2 separate regions of the Homo sapiens genome follow, and region 1 is linked to region 2. A link is an interaction called in ENCODE POLR2A ChIA-PET data of the cell type or tissue named here. Cell type or tissue: endothelial cell of umbilical vein. All regions are shown on one strand. Each heading gives the region's core, and the rest is flanking DNA. Links, peaks and the distances in the headings are about the cores only. Region 1 has its middle 15 kb from the start of MIR6516. Region 2 overlaps MFSD11 (major facilitator superfamily domain containing 11).

What was found. Peaks named below come from ENCODE experiments on the same cell type or tissue, not always from the same donor. Only the 100,000 strongest peaks of a DNase experiment are listed, where the experiment ranks them.
Region 1: POLR2A ChIA-PET joins it to region 2 with 6 read pairs; 4 of 35 experiments call an interaction of 5 or more read pairs at or near these places.

Annotation. Positions count from the first base shown.
Region 1 is chr17:77,101,692-77,107,060 of GRCh38, reverse strand. It overlaps a transcript of SEC14L1 not described here. Among named protein-coding and RNA genes, the nearest start is that of MIR6516, 15 kb to the right of the region's middle. RefSeq lists enhancers at 1-297, 360-409. In endothelial cell of umbilical vein, for the core only: no CTCF peak of the experiment used is centred there; no DNase peak of the experiment used is centred there; H3K27ac peaks cover 552 bases.
Region 2 is chr17:76,774,639-76,780,013 of GRCh38, reverse strand. It overlaps MFSD11 (major facilitator superfamily domain containing 11), which reads right to left. Exons shown (of 13, transcript NM_001242532.5): 11 at 4,843-5,017; 12 at 3,473-3,608; 13 at 673-1,826. The coding sequence ends at 1,662. Among named protein-coding and RNA genes, the nearest start is that of LINC02080, 22 kb to the left of the region's middle. In endothelial cell of umbilical vein, for the core only: no CTCF peak of the experiment used is centred there; no DNase peak of the experiment used is centred there.

The sequences.
Region 1 (5,369 bases), core at 84-5,083, 330 kb before region 2:
TAAGTGATCCTTGATGGTATATTACACCCCATGGGGGATGTGTGAACTCTTTTAGGTGATATGCAAATTACTGCTTTTCTGCAAAATGCCACCCTGGTGGCCGGATACAAGCATTCATGGGGAGTCAGCAAGGTGAACAGCAAAGAAAAGCCCGGGGCTGGAGAAGGAGAACGCAGCCTATTTCTCTCCTGAGAACCAAATAATTTTTCTTTTTTATTTTTTTTGAGAAAGGGTCTCACTCTGTTGCCTAGGTTGGAGTGCAGTGGCGCCACCAGGGCTCACTGCAGCCTCAACTTCCTGGGCTTAAGTGATTTTTCTCACTTCAGCCTCCTGAGTAGCTGGGACCACAGGTGCGGGCCACCACACCCAGCTAATTTATTTATTTATTTATTTTTTGAGATGGAGTCTCGCTGTGTTGCCCAGGTAGAGATGGGCTTTCACTATGTTAGCCAGGCTGGTCTCGAACTCCTGACCTCAGGTGATCCACCCGCCTCAGCCTCCCATAATTTTTTTGTTGTTTTATCTTTTTGAGATAAAGTCTCACTCTGTTGCCCAGGCTGGAGTGCAGTGACACGATCTCGGCTCACTGCAACCTCCGCCTCCCGGGTTCAAGCGATTCTCCTGCCTCAGTCTCCCGAGTAGCTGGGACTTCAGGTGCGTGCCACCACGTCCAGCTAATTTTTGTATTTTTAGTAGAGACGGGGTTTCACCATATTGGCCAGGCTGGTCTCAAACTCCTGACCTTGTGATCCGCCCACCTTAGCCTCCCAAAGTGCTGGGATTACAGGTGTGAGCCACCACACCTGGCCTCCTATAATTTTGAAATTATTTGTAGAAGACAGTCTCACTATGCTGCTCAGGCTGGTCTCCAACTCCTGGGCTCAAGCCATCCGCCAACCTCGGCTTCCCCAAGTGCTGGGATTACAGGCGAGAGCCACCATGCCCTGCCAGAACCAAATAATTTCAATGTCCCCTGGCCACGGAGAAGGAAAGTACAGGGTGATTTCCTTGATTCGTGGCAAAATTAGGTAGACGAACTGATATCCAGACTGACTTTTCCTTTTTTTTTTTTTCCTCTGAACTCTACTTATCTGCTTAAAAACAGAATCTCTCAAAATAATTCAACTGTCACAAATCCCCTCCCTGGGGCTTTTTAGGGAGTTTTGCACTAGGGAAGATTGTCTCCTCTCACCAGTCCCTCACCAGGATAAGCAATCACCTAAACAGCTGTTGTCACAAGACTAACATAAATCCCACCTGTGCTCCTCTGGGCCCATTCATCCTTCCTAAGAGTCCCCTGCTTCATGAAGATGGTATACAAGCCCCAGATCCTAACCACTTAACCTTGAGTCACATTTTTCTGTGAACTCTGGTGTACATGAATGTTTAAAAGTCTTTTCTCCTGTGAATCTTTCTTTGGTCAGTTTAATTTGCAGGCCTCCAACCATGAACATGAGGGTAAAGTTTTTCCTCCCTGACACAGGAGTTCACATCTCTGCACTATATCCTTACCATCATTTAATCTTTCGGAGGTTAATCTGAATGTTCTCTAAAACATGGGGGAATGGGACTATATCATGGAAAGAGGGTGGTAAGCACAATTTATAATATTACAGACTTACTAGGTACCCAGTACTTTGCAAATGGGACCTCCTTGAACTCTTTTTACGTGGGGTGGGGGGGGGGGTGGTCAGCGAGGAGCATGTCACAGGCTAGAGTCACTTTCTTGTTCACGAACACTGACCACACACTTGAGCCCTGTCTGGGTATAGGGGTAAACAAGACAGTCACCATGGCCCTGGAGTGGACTTTCCAGTTGAAGGCGTGAAAGGAAAATATCTTGGGCCCCCAAAATCACTAAGGAAAAATCCAGCTGGAAACTGCTTAGGGCCAACCTGCCTCCCCTTCTATTCAAAGTCGCCCCCCTGCTCACTGAGACGGATGCATATCCGATCGCCTTCTTTGGAAAGGCTCATCAGAAACTCAAAAGAATGAAACCGCGTCTCACCAATCTGTGACCTGGAAGCTCCCTTCCTGAGTCTTCCTTCCTTTGCTTCAAGTTATCCTGGCTTTCCAGAGACCGAACCAATGTACTTCTTAACATATATTGATTGATGTCTCCTGTCTCCCTAAGATGTATAAAACCAAGCTGTGCCCTGACCACCTTGGGTATGTGTCCTCAGGACCTCTTGAGGCTGTGTCACAGGTACGTGTCCTCAACCTTGACACACACACACACAAAAAAAAACTTTCTTTTTTTTTTTTTTTTTGAAATGGAGTCTCACTCTGTTGCCCAGGCTAGAGTGCAGTGGCGCAATCTCGGCTCACTGCAACCTCCACCCCCTGGGTTCAAGCGATTCTCCTGCCTTAGCCTCCTGAGTAGCTGGGATTCCAGGTGCCTGCCACCAGGCCCAGCTAATTTTTGTATTTTTAGTAGAGATGGGGGTTTCACCATCTTGGCCAGGATGGTCTTGATCTCCTGACCTCGTGATCCACCCTCCTCGGCCTCCCAAAGTGCTAGGATTATAGGCGTGAGCCACCACACCAGGCCAAAAACATAAACTTTCTAAATTAACAGAGAACTGTCTCAGATTTTCTGGGTTCACAAAGGGAGACAAAAAAAAAAAAAAGTAAACACAAGGCCGGGCGCAGTGGCTCACGCCTGTAATCCCAGCACTTTGGGAGGCTGAGGCGGGTGGATCATGAGGTCAGGAGATTGAGACCATTCTGGCCAAATGGTGAAATCCCGTCTCTACTAAAAATACAAAAATTAGCTGGGCGTGGTGGCAGGCACCTGTAATCCCAGCTACTCAGGAGGCTGACTGAGGCAGGAGAATTGCTTGAACCCAGAAGGCGGAGGTTGCAGTGAGCCGAGATCGCACCACTGCACTCTAGCCTGGGTGACAGAGGAGACTCTGTCTCAAAAAAAAAAAAAAAAAAGTAAATACAAAAAAGAGTCCTTTGGATACGGTCTCTGCTTTGATGATCTTGGGACAAAGTGAAGATGGGGTTCCTACTTTACGGTGGGAAGAGAGGGAGGGCCTCCCTGGTGGTATTGAGCTGTGAGCTGACTCACAAGAGGGAGTGGGAAGGACAGGGGCAGGGCGTGCCAGGTGGCAGGGTCAGCGAGTGCACAGGCTCTGGAGCAGGTCATAAGCAGGTGGCACTGGGACCCCGCCCGGTGCCGCCTGGATCCACGGTCTTCCCGCTGTGCATTGTATCCTCATAACCCCATGGAGCCGGGCCTTCTGGCAGCTCAGTGTCAAATGAAAAACAAATCCAGGCGTAGGAGGAGAGACTATTGGAAAGGATGACTGCAAGGGCTGGGGACAGTAACTACTGCCATGGAGAAGCACTTTGGGAGGCCGAGACAAGAGGATCACTTGAGATCAGGAGTTCAAGACTGGCCTGGCCAACATGGCAAAATATCGTCTCTACTAAAATACACAAAATCAGCTGGGCATGGGGGCGCATGCCTGTAATCCCAGCTACTTGGGAGGCTGAGGCAGGAGAATCGCTTGAGCCCAGGAGGCAGAGGTTGCAGTGAGCTGAGATGACACCACTGCCCTCCAGCCTGGGGTGAGGTTCTGTCTCAAAAACAAAACAAAACAACAACAAAAAAAAAACAACAACAAAAAAGAAAAATCTGGCTGGGCATGGTAGCTCATGCCTGTAATCCCGGGACTTTGGGAGGCCGAGGCAGGTGGATCACCTGAGGTCAGGAGTTCTAGACCAGCTTGGCCAACATGGTGAAACCCCATTTCTACTAAAAATACAAAAATTAGCCAGGCATGGTCACATGTGCCTGTAATCCCAGCTACTCAGGAGGCTGAGGTGGGAGAATTGCTTGAACCTGGGAGGCAGAGGTTACAGTGAGCTGAGATCGTGCCACTGCACTCCAGACCGGACTACAGAGGAAGACTCCCTCTCAAAAAAAAAAGAAAGAAAAATCATTTCAGGCCAAGCAGTGCTCATGCCTGTATTTCAGTACTTTAGGAGGCCGAGGTGGAGGATCACTTGAAGCCAGGAGTTCGAGTCCAGTCTGGGCAATATAGTGAGACCTCGCTTCTACTAAAAAATAGTAAAACAATTAGCCAGGCATGGTGGCATGCACCTGTATAGTCCCAGCTACTTGGGAGGCTGAGTAGGGGGGATCCCTCGAGCCCAGGAGTTCGAGGTCACAGCAAGCCATGATCACACCACTGTACTCCAGCCTGAGCCACAAAGTAAGACTCTGTCTTTAAAATAAACAAAAAAGGCCAGACATGGTGGCTTATGCTTGTAATCCCAGCACTTTGGGAAGCCAAGGTGGGAGGATCACCTGAAGTCAGGAGCTTGAGACCAGCCTGGCCAACATGGTGAAACCCTGTGTCTACTAAAAATACAAAAATTAGCTCGGTGTGGTGGCATGTGCCTGTAATCCCAGCTACTCATGAGGCTGAGGTAGGAGAATCACTTGAACCTGGGAGGGGGAGGTTGCAGTGAGCCGAGATCACGCCACTGCACTCCAGGCTGGGCAATAGAGTGAGACTCCCTCTCAAAAAAAAGAAAAAAAGAAAAAAGAAGAGAAAGAAAACAAGGGAAGATACCCTTCACTTCCATATCCTTTCAGAATTTCTTTCTCTGTCCTTTTCAAAAGTGTATACAGCTTTCAAGTGGTTAAATGAGTCTCCTGCCAGTTTCCCCCAACTCAAGTCATGTTTCCCCAAGGACCTGAGCCACCCACGTGAACTGTAATCATCAAGGAAGATAACTGTTTTCCGGAGGGGATGATCCCAACTTCAGCTGTCACCTGATTCTAAATGGCAAAACCCACTTACACAGTGCATGGGCTGTATCCACTTAGCTGTATCAAAGCGGGAGATTTGTCTCTGCAGTTCTTTCAGTGGGCTGCCTGTGATGCTCAACGCGTTTTGGTTTAATGCTTATTCAATCATAAAATTGTTTTCTTTTGCTTTTACTTTTGTGGCGAGGCTTTCTGGGTTGGGGGATTTTGTTTTTAAATTATATTTCCCCAACAGATGACTGCAGTTTTGTTAAGCAAATAGCAAAGAGGTCTTTGGATGTTAATCATTGCCTCTTGATGTACCTATGTAAATAAGAGACCTCAGAGAACCCAGCTTGCATGACATAGAGACCCTGGTGAATAAACTACAAGAAATGGTGACCGCAACGGGACTGTTGGGAACGTTTTCCCTAACACAGGACGCTGGTTTAAAGGAATTACATCAACGTGTAAATGAGCACCACCAATAGTCAGGATGATGTGTTCTACAAAGTAAGTCCACGCCTAAGTCCCACCATCCCTGAGAAAGGACCGAGTGGTCCTCAGACCAGCAGTATCAGCATGGCCTGGGAGCTTGTGAGAA
Region 2 (5,375 bases), core at 326-5,325:
TTCCCGCACCCAGGATGATAGACTTGCACTGCTCGAGGAGGACACATAAATGACGGTGTGACACTGGCCTGATGACGCAGCTCAGATCTCATTCCAGGTTTGTTTGGGGGTTTCTGCATTGCATCTTCCAGGAAAATTGCTAGCAAAAGTCCTCCCTCAGTAAATATGTTTGTCTTTTTCAATGTTTTTGTTGTTACAGATGTTAGATCCCTGTTCTTAAGACTTAAAGGACCGGGCATGGTGGCTCACCCCTGCAATCCCAGCACTTTGGGAGGCCGAGGCAGGTGAATCACCTGAGGTCAGGAGTTCCAGACCAGCCTGGCCAACATGGTGAAACCCCATCTCTACTAAAAATACAAAAATTAGCCAGGTGTGGTGGCACATGCCTGTAATCCTAGCTAGTTGGGAGGCTAAAGAATGAGAATTGCTTGAACCCGGGAGGCAGAGGTTGCAGTGAGCTGAGATCACGCCACTGCACTCTAGCCTAGGCGACAGAGTGAGACTCCGTCTCTAAATAAATAAATAAATAATAAATAAATTTTAAAAAAGACTTATGACAATTTTTACCTTATTTCATAATACTTAACTGGCCACTCCTTGCTATGAGCTACAAGGTAAGAAAACTTATCAAATGAAACATTTACAGAGGAAGACATCTTTTCAAAATCAATATTTCATTTCAGCATCTTGTTATTTATTTTTCATTATTTTAAAAAATTATCATTATTATTTTCTTTTCTTTTTTTTTTTTTTTTTTTTGAGATGGAGTTTCACTCTTGTCATCCAGGCTGGAGTGCAATGGCACGATCTCGGCTCACTGCAACCTCCGCCTCCCAGGTTCAAGCGAATTCTCTTACCTCAGCCTCCCTAGTAGCTAGGATTACAGGCATGCACCACCAAACCCAACACATTTTTGTATTTTTAGTAGAGATGAGGTTTCACCATGTTGGCCAGGCTGGTCTCAAACTCCTGACCTCAGGTGATCCACCCACCTCAGCCTCCCAAAGTGTTGGGATTACAGGCATGAGCCACTGTGACCAGCCTATTATTATTTTCAAGACAGGGTCTCACTCTGTTGCCCAGCCTGGAGTGCAGTGGTGTGATCATAGCTCACCGCAGCCTCAATCTCCTGGGCTGAAGTGATCCTTCTGTCTCAGCCTCCCCAACAGCTGGGAGTATAGCGGTGCAACACCACACCCAGCTTTGCTATTTATTTAAATGTCATTCTCCAACACATATGGGGAATGACATATGCTTCCCATTATTACATGGCAAAACATACTCCATATCCAGAAAAAATATTTATATGACATATGGCCTAGTATTCTAAATCAAGGCAGGATCTTCCAACAAGAGCAGGAGAGAGAAGAAAACATTTACATTCTATAACATGATTATAAGAATTGAGATAGATGAAATGAAAAACAACATCTTTGAACAATTACAGTTGACAGAACAGCTTTCCCTTATTCTACTTGCTTTAAATAACTCATATCTGTAAACTTGAACACCAACTCTGGCTGATTTAACAGTCTTAATCCCTTGATTTTCCATACTGAACATCACCCAATATATAGTGAAGATCAAAGGCGACTTCTTCCACCAAGCTCTGTGTCCAGCTGTGTTTCTGAGGTCATACGTGTCCCCTCACGGACACCAGATCAGATACTTCGGTAGTCAGAGCCGCGGGCTACAAAGGCGGCAGCTTCCCATTCCACAGTGAAGAAAGAAATTGTTCCAAAAAACCCAAATATCACCATGACCAGGAGTTGCCAGTGAAGGAGAAGGTAGTTGCTGTAGAAAAATGCCACGGCTGCGCAAATAGACTAAGAACAAACAAAACAAATCACAACGGGCGCACCGGGGGCCACACTGAGCCACAGTTAGCCCCTAGCCCCACTCCTATCCTGCCCCAAGGACACCTGGAACTCACAGTGCTTTCTATTCTTTCTGCATCAAGGTATGACTTCCTCAGTCACTGACTCACAAACATGCACCATAAACTCCTGCCACAGTTCCTGGTATTTAAAATAGCATTTTGGCCAGGTGTGGGGGTTCATGCCACCCAACACTTTGGGAGGCCAAGGTGGGAGAAATGCTTGAGCCCAGGAGTTCAAGACCAGCCTGCACAACATAGCAAGACCCCATCTCTACAAAATAAAATAAAATGAAACAAAAATAGCATTTTGTGGAAAACTGGAGTAACAAGAATGTACAGAGTAAGAAATACACTTGTCTGTATTACAAATGAATAGAATTCTGGTATCTAAGGAAGGAAATCTCTAATCAGAGCCATAGAGACCAGAACATAAAATCTGTTACACAAAAAATCTTACTGCTCATTGCTTCCTAATTCTAGTCATAAATCCTCTTAAAGGATGTCCCCAACTTTCATTTAAAAAACACAATACAAGACAAAAGCAAAAAAAGGAAAAAAAAAGAGGAAACAAAAAAATAAAATAAAATAAGAAACACAATATAGCCGGGGCGGTGGCTCATGTTTATAATCCCAGCACTTTGTGGGGCCCAAGCGGGCGGATCACTTGAGGCCAGTAGTTTGTGACCAGCCTGGCCAAAATGGCAAAACCTCATCTCTACTAAAAATATAAAAACTTAGCTGAACATGGTAGTGCACTCCTGTAATCCCACCTACTTGGGAGGCAGAGATTGCACTGAGCCAAGATCGTGCCACTGCACTCCAGTCTGGACTACAGAGTGAGACTGTCTTTTTTTTTTTTTTTTTTTTGAGACGGAGTCTCGCTCTGTGGCCCAGGCTGAAGTGCAGTGGCGCGGTCTGGGCTCACCGCAAGCTCCGCCTCCCGGGTTCACACCATTCTCCTGCCTCAGCCACCCAAGTAGCTGGGACTACAGGCACGTGCCACCACGCCCGGCTAATTTTTTTGTATTTTTAGTAGAGACAGGGTTTCACCGTGTTAGCCAGGATGGTCTCCATCTTGTGACCTCGTGATCCGCCCACCTTGGCCTCCCAAAGTGCTGGGATTACAAGTGTGAGCCGCGGCGGGCCGACTTTGTCTTTAAAAAAAAATAAAATAAAAAAATAGACCAGGTGCGGTGGCTCACGCATATAATCCCCAGCACTTTGGGAGGCCAAGGCAGGTGGATCACCTGAGGTCAGAAGTTTGAGACCAGCCTAACCAACGTGGTGAAACCCTGCCTCTGCTAAAAAGAAAAAAAAAATACAAAAATTAGCCAGGCATGGTGGTGTGCACCTGTAATCTCAGCTACTCAGGAGGCTAAGGCAGGAGAATTGCTTGAACCCGGGAGGCGGAGGTTGCAGCGAGTCAAGATTGCGCTACTGCACTCCAGCCTGAGTGACAGAGAGAGACTCTATCAAAAAAATAAAAATAAATAAATAAAAATTAAAACCACAATACAAGTAACCAAGGAAAACAAGGCAATACACAAAGGGAAGAGCCCTATGTCAAACACAATCACAATCTGAAGAGGTTACCTGAACAAACTTGAAGATGGCAAATGCTGGGGCGCTGTCTTCAGAATACAGAAAGCCCAAGATACTAAGCAGCTGGGTATTAAAGCAGCTGTCTCCAAGGCCCAACAGAAAACTGCAGAGAATGGCAACTTCTTTGCTGAAGAAAATAAAAATCAATTTAGTATGAGCAATATCTGCTAGAGCCATTTAAAATATACAAGCAACCCACCCACAAAAGAATTCTACCTGCAAGTTGTAAACACTATGAAACAAAAATAAAGACAAAGCTGGTGCGGTGGCTCACACCTGGAATCCCAGCACTTTGGGAGGCTGAGGTGGGCAGATCACTTGAAGACAGGAGTTTGAGACCAGCCTGGCCAACATGGCAAAACCCCATCTCTACTAAAAATATAAAAATTAGCTGGGCATAGTGGCGCGTGCCTGTAATCCCAGCTACTCGGGAGGCTGAGACACGAGAATCACTTGAACCCCGGAGGTGGAGGTTGCAGTGAGCGGAGATCACGCCACTTGCATTCTAGGCTGGCAGACAGAGTGAGACTCTGTCTCAAAATAAATAAATAAATAAATAAAAATAAAACATAAAGACTAGAATTTACAAAGTAAGAATTTTTGCTCAAATGCACACACCTTTACATTCTAACAAACTCTGGTCTCAACCATTTGTGAAGAAAATGCAGGTTGAGTATCCCTTATCAAGACCAGAAGTGTTTCAAATTTTCTTTTCAGATTTTGGAACATCTGCATTACACTGACCAGTTAGGTATTTTTAATCTGAAAATCTGTAACCTGAAATGTTCTAATAACACTTCCCTTTGAGCATCATGTTGGCCCTTGAAAAGTTTCAGATTTTCAGATGCGATATACTCAGTTTGTATAGTTTTTTGGGCTGGGCTCCCCTTGGATTTGTGGAGCTGGACATAAATGTCTGCGTTTATAATGAACTTGAGAGTTGAGTGCACTAAACCGATATCCTCAAACGTTATATAAACTGCTCTGGAAGGACTGAATGGCCTCCCCGGTTGCCAGGTTCTCCCTCGCTCCTCTTTGTTCTTCCTCCAGGCCCTAATGTCTGGATATTTCACTGCTTAAGAAGCAGAGATAAAAAATTCAAATCAGATACTTACGTGCTCCTTCAAGGATCAAGAAAAAGATTTAGTGGGGGAAAAGGTTAAAACCAACTATTACAAAAATAACTTAGGATTCTCTAAGGATTCCTATTTAAACTCAGTCTGACTCCATGAACACTTGACAGATGACCTTAGAGAGACACCAGGCTCTCTGAAGAGGATTAACTGCTCCACTTTCAGTATCTAGCCATCCGTTACCTCCCACCCGTACTCAAGCGACTAGAGAAATGACAGCCACTATACCTGGATTTGATGTAAGCACTGCTGTCAGTTCCTTTAACAGGAGCAATCGGGGCATCTCCAGGCATGTTGAGAAATATTAGATAAAAAGCTATGAAGTGCACCAGGATGCCCAACAGCACAACTGGATTTCTACCAAAACGATTGTTCTTGCTCAGCAGGCCGAAGAGGCTTCCACCTATAAGTCAAGATGGCAGAAACGTCACTAATGTTGCCGAAACATCACATACCCAGGCCTGAGTTACCACCAAGGAGCCAAGGAATAAACATTCTCACTTGTTAAATTTCTTCAAAAAACCCAACACCTCAGCACTTGCAGACAATGATAATGATGACCAAGCATCAACTATTAGAACAAAAAAGTAAGGTATCAAAATGACTTGCATTTCTATCCAGGAACATTCTTGTATTTCTTCTCTGTGAATTATTGTACCCCACAAGCTATCCCCTTTGACCTGTAGCTTATAACAGAAATAAAATAAGGACACAACTTGTCATTATGACCACGTTTTTGTTGCAATCATAGCCAAACAAGC